Regions from separate parts of the Mus musculus genome. Here region 2 is linked to region 1. The links are chromatin loops, found by intact Hi-C in ENCODE. Cell type or tissue: left cerebral cortex. All regions are shown on one strand. Each heading gives the region's core, and the rest is flanking DNA. Links, peaks and the distances in the headings are about the cores only. Region 1 overlaps Nckap5 (NCK-associated protein 5). Region 2 overlaps Gpr39 (G protein-coupled receptor 39).

Region 1 (2,811 bases), core at 67-2,566:
TCATCGACAGTGTCCCTTCCCAACTTCCTGCCACTCACAAACCCAGAGCTTATGAAATCCACATAGTCATCAGAAACTACATGTCAGAACCCAGGCTCTCTTCATGGTTTTTGGCTATGGCTGGCTTGGAGATCTATCCCTCCAGCCTCCTGAACTGGAAGCCCTGCATGACAGCATACTATAGACGTCTTGGGCTTTATTTTCATAAATACATGTTCAATCTGGGCCACAGCCTCTAGCAAGTGACAGAATTTGTGATGCATAATAAACTGGGTGCACGCAAGAGTGGGCATAGTTTAACAATCAGTGGAGTGTTAATAGACAGAATCTGTTTCCTCTGTCTGGAATGCTAGGGTTCTTTGGTTGATTAAACGGTTTTGTTGTTAAAAGGTTAACCATTTTGTAAATATCTCTGGCCTTTAACCTATAGAATTGACTCAAGAAGTAGCATACATGTGTATCCCTGATACATTGGTGCGTGTTTTGCTGTTGTTCAAGTATAAATATTTGACGCCATCCTTAAGGATGGCTACAGATTTTGTTTAATGACAAATAATTATATAGTTGGGGCTCAAGTATTCATCTAAAAAGTGCCTTCAAAGTGTCAACCCTCAAAAGGATGTGGAGAAATGTGAGGAGACATTATTTTTGAGAGAGAGAGAGAGAGAGAGAGAGAGAGAGATAGTTTTCGCTGCAGGGAGGTGTTATGTGCACACGATTGCTGTACCCAAAGAAGTCAGAAGAGGGCGTTGAATTTTGCTGAGCTGGAATGAGAAGAGATTTTGGGCCACTTGATCTGCATGTTGGGGACCAAACTCAGGTGCTCTGCAAGAGCAGTATGTGCTCTTCAACCACTGAGCCATTTGTCTGTCCAGCCCCAAAGACCTTTTAATATTGTAGGTTTGATCTCATGAAAAATCACAATGCTAAAGAAGGCATTTCTCTCACAGCGCACTTAGCTTCCCATTAAGAATGTCTTCAATTATTTTCTCCAACCGATGTTTATTCCTTTAAGTCTGTACATGCATTGACATGCTTAATAGAAAGAATTCTTCTTAAGAACACCAGTGATCAAAAGGCCATTTGCTTGTCACTTAAAGATGAACAGCTATTTTAAGCCCTATTTTCTCTTTTAAAGATAGCCCTTGGGGGATTCCCTCGTTACTTCTCTTCTCTCTACTTCAGTGCCAGATTTCTGCCTTTCTTTCCCTTGTTTCAGCATTTTCATTTACTCATTTTGTCGTGTAGCTTTGATGGGGATTTGAATGGTTTGAGTGCTGCCTGATCACTTACTGGGGTCTCCCCTTGGCCTACGATCCACAGTTCTGTGCTGAGAGCACAAGATGCCGAGCTTGGTCTTCTGCCCACAAGATTTCATTGTTGATTTAGGCTTTCCACCAGAAGAGGGCACCACATTCATTAAAATAACATCCGTAATCCAAGCTGAGCTTTGTATGTCCTTAACAGGTTCCAGACAGGGTGTGTGCAACCTCACCTTCCATCAGACCTCATAAAAAACATGACAGCTGTTCTTTGGAGGGTGGGGACTGCCTTAGGAGCCAACACCACGGGCCTGCAGTCTGAGGATGCAGCGGCAGGAAGGAGAGATCTGTTTTAATGATGTTCTCTGACAATAACAAGAGCAAGGAACAGCAAGTCTAAAACACCGTGCCTCCTCTCCAACGCTCACATATCTACTCAGTTGGGGATTATATTTTTTTTTTTCAGAGCTGAAAGGATTGGTTCTTTAATTAAGCATGTAATAGCCTTCTATTTATCATTCCGCAAAACAACTGCCTCCTTGTATGGGGCGATGCCACAGTATGAAAAATAGCATGTTTCCTTCCCTTCTGCCGAAACTTGAAGGTGTTGTTAACAGCAGCGGGCCTCACGACGTACCCCCTTCATCTCTCCATGTACCTGCTCATGTGTCCAAAACTCCAGTGGAAAGCATTGATTCATTTGGATAATTACACATGGCTTTCAGAGTCTTAAAATTCTAAATACCCTTCTGCTTAGTAATGTGTTAATCTGTCAAAAGCCGTTTAGCTATTCATCCCAGATTTATTTATGAGCCCGAGCAATATTGTCATCCAAATTACCCACGGAAGAGATGGTTATGTCTCCTAGAGGACTGGGGACAGTTTATTCTAGTAGCATACCTGGGACAGTGCATCCGCGTGTGAACCGCAAAGATGAGTATCTCAGTGCCAAGAAGCAGAAACAGGGTAGGATGTCAGGCCACACCTGGAGTTCATGGCAGATACCCTAGCATTTCTGAGGCCTAGGTTTGTTCCATCATGGGACTGCTTCCAAAGACTATAAAAAGGAACCTTAACAGAGACAGGAAGAATGTTTCAGAAAGAATACAGATGCTTCCAGAAGTTTTACCCAATGCACCAATACTCTGTGTGGAGTCTTGTCTGTAGTTTACATAAAAATCACTGTCCGGTGGACCAGCGAGACGTCTCCATGGGAAGAAGAACTTCCCATACAAGCCTGATGACTTCTGTTCCATCCCTAGCAGCCACATGTCACCATCCCTGGGAGATAGGCACTGTGTGGGTGAGATGGGAGTCGGTAGACTCAAGTGGAAGCTCACCAGGCAGCTCACCAGTCAGCTACACTGGAGTCGGAGCAGTGACAGGAGTAACCGAGACTCTGCCTTGACATGTGGGAGGTGAGAACTGACTCCAGAGAGTTGTTCTCAGACCTTCACATACGTGTTGTGGTCTGTCTGTCTGTCTGTCTGTCTGTCTCTCTCTCTCACACACACACATACACACTCAGCACATGTGCTCTAGTATTTTA
Region 2 (2,811 bases), core at 50-2,549, 640 kb after region 1:
GCAGACACTCTAAAAGGCACCCGGGCACAGGATCAGGATTGCATAGACTGATAGCAGCAGTCACAACCATAAGAATGGCAAAGGCTGCGTACCTGGGGGACTTGCTGCAGGCTGCTAAATGCTGTGCACATCGGCCTGAGCATCATGACGGGCTGGTGTGGCAGCTCTTGCTTTCCCCATTTTGCAGTTGAGGAAACTGAGAATGAGCAAGGCAGAGTGATAGGTGAGCTCCCAGAGACGAGGTTGAGAGCTGCTGTACGGGCAGATGTGACCAGAAAGGAGAATGGCATCCATTGGCGGTGGCTTTTAGATTCTGTTTACTCCACAGCTCTCCAAATGACTTGCTTCCTAATACATATTTACTCACCAAGTCTAACCATTAAGCATCGAGGGTAGTCCTCTGAGCTCAGAGAATATGGTCTAAAAGCCAGGGAAAATGGACTTTTTGCTGTTCTGATAACCAATTAGTGCTGACTGTTTCTTTGGTTGCCTCCTGTGCAAACTTGCATTTGTTTTTTTAAATCAAAATATTACTTAATGGCCAGACCCCAGTGGAATGTTCTAGAAGGCCTTTAGCAATTGTTTGTGGCCTGTTATTTAAACTAAAAATGATATCAGGGAAAATGACACTTGAACACCAGCCTGCTGATTGGAACTAGCCAGTTAAAGAGGAGACGCCATGTCTTTTCCAGACTAGAGCATCCTTGAGGGGTTTCAACAGGAGGAAGAGCTAGGGCATTATTTAGAGGGGGTTCTTTTTAAAAGAACAGAATTAGATTAACCTTGGGGAGAGGAAGCCGGGGGAAGGGAACCTTATGAAAGACACAAGAAATTTCTGGAAGGAGAGGAAGGAGGATGCAGCCTGCAAAAGCATCTCAGCCCAGCAAAGCAGACAGAGCTATCCATCATTAACCTCATTTAAAACAAACATGACAAACTGCTGAGAAAATACGTGACGAGCTCCATTCTTCAGCAGCATTAGGGACACACAAACTGGGTGTCTTTTCTATCCCTAATTTGAGTAGAAGTCATTGAGAATTGTTTTTCTCACATTTGCGGGGACTTTTCCATTCTAAAGGAGTATCAACTCTCAAGTTCCCTGCTATGATCTGCAGGTGTCGTGCCCACGGTAGCTCTAATACAATCTCAACCCAGGAAGAGGGATGGCTTGCAATGCTATTTTAAGCATCTGTTAGCTGAACTATCATATTAATGAGGCTGACTCCTTAATCCTACTTTACTTTTAATCTGCAGGCAGGCTGTGGAGATACTAAATCACCCAAGGTGGGCAAAAGACAAAAGGACGTGGCCAGAATAAAAACCCAGCTGACCTAAAGAGTTATTGACTTCTCGGGACATGGGGAAGAATAAAGAGTGTGGCCATAGGACAGAGATTGGGCGTCAATGTCCTGGTTTGCCAGGCCAGGGAAATCTATGAAGCTCCACAGCCATCTTCCCTGTGGCTAGCTCAGGGACATCTCCAAGCTCCTGGGCCCACAAGAATTAATGTCTGTGCACTGCTGACCCCTGCTGGACACACGGAGCCCAGCTAGACACATTTTTGCATGGGTTCCAAGAAAATGCCATTTGCCTTGTCAATTAGTTTTCAATTCTCTCTCCTCCTCCCCCTGACAGTGCCTTCCACCCTCAGGACCCTGTTAGGAGACAATTCCATCTAAGCTAATGGGCAAATATTCCTTATAATGCAATTTTAGAGCTTTCTCGTGGATAACCCCAGAGACCCTCCCTTGGTGGACTGGCCAGAGACAGTGGAATATACGAAACGCATCATCTTGCTGTTCCAAGTACTGTTTTATCAAAATACTCCCTTGAATTTGCATGAACCCAGGCGGGATGCTTTCTTTTCTTGGAGGAACTAGGGACAGCCAGCATGTCAGCCTGCCCTTCCTTCCCACTACCACTGTGTGACATTTGTGGATAATGCCCCTTTCTCGCAGTCTGCTGCAGACAGAATCTAGCCACCCCAGTGTGTCCAAGCTCCAACGCCCACTCCAGAAAGCAGGAGTGAGTTCTTAGCACGCTGGCCAGGAGACAGGGAGCTGATACTAGATAGTCACTTATACATGGTAATGCCTCAGAAAGAATGGAGGGAAGGAACTAGTCTAATTGATGACAATGTACAGTGTGTTAGGTCAGTAGAGTAGGTATGGAGGGATAAATCGAGATTAACATATAAAAGAAGCCATTGGCAGGAAGTCTGGTGATCCCTTCCCACCAAGGCTTCACAAGATTAGCAGAATGTGTGCAGAAGTCTGTCTGTCTGTCTTCAAACCTGGGAGAAGGTGGTGCTCTGTGAATAACCTTGTAGGAGCCATGACTCTGGGGTCTTTTGACGCCGGGTTCTGCCCCAGCCCTCTAGCCCACTTCCTCTCTCAGGAGTATCTATGTCTTCCTTATGGATGGTCTCTACTGCTATTAGTATCCATATAGTCACATCCATTATTCCTGGATGTGAGATCCTGAAAATCCTACCAGACATCCTGTGGGCACTTATCCACATCCAAAACACCAGGGAAGAAGAAGATAGAACATGAGCAAACCCCAGGTCATCTCAGACAGAGGACACCTCGGCTGTTATTTCTTAGATCTCTGCCATATCAACTGTTCTAAAGTCAGACAAAGGGAAATCCCAGGGACAGAAAAGGGGGAAAGAAGACCTTGGCATTGTATCTGGTTGAAGCTTTTGCCAGCAGAGGAGCAGGCATCCCACATTTCACTCTTACTTGAGGAGGCCCCTTTCCCTTCCTAGCCAGACACCTAAGTCTCCCCAGAAACCTCATTCGCAGATTG

What was found. A loop is a pair of places that touch in the nucleus more often than their neighbours do. Peaks named below come from ENCODE experiments on the same cell type or tissue, not always from the same donor. Only the 100,000 strongest peaks of a DNase experiment are listed, where the experiment ranks them.
Region 2: a loop joins it to region 1, with 8 times the contacts of the local background. A loop is called at or near these places in 15 of 42 quality-filtered maps.

Annotation. Positions count from the first base shown.
Region 1 is chr1:126,430,426-126,433,236 of GRCm38, reverse strand. All of the region lies in intron 4 of Nckap5 (NCK-associated protein 5), which reads left to right. Among named protein-coding and RNA genes, the nearest start is that of Gm35562, 390 kb to the right of the region's middle. In left cerebral cortex, for the core only: CTCF peaks have their summits at 758 (motif pointing right) and 1,393 (motif pointing right); a DNase peak (open chromatin) is centred at 1,407; H3K4me3 peaks cover 506 bases.
Region 2 is chr1:125,788,688-125,791,498 of GRCm38, reverse strand. The region is part of intron 1 of Gpr39 (G protein-coupled receptor 39); the gene reads right to left. Among named protein-coding and RNA genes, the nearest start is that of Gm41943, 52 kb to the left of the region's middle. In left cerebral cortex, for the core only: a CTCF peak has its summit at 1,543 (motif pointing left); a DNase peak (open chromatin) is centred at 1,515.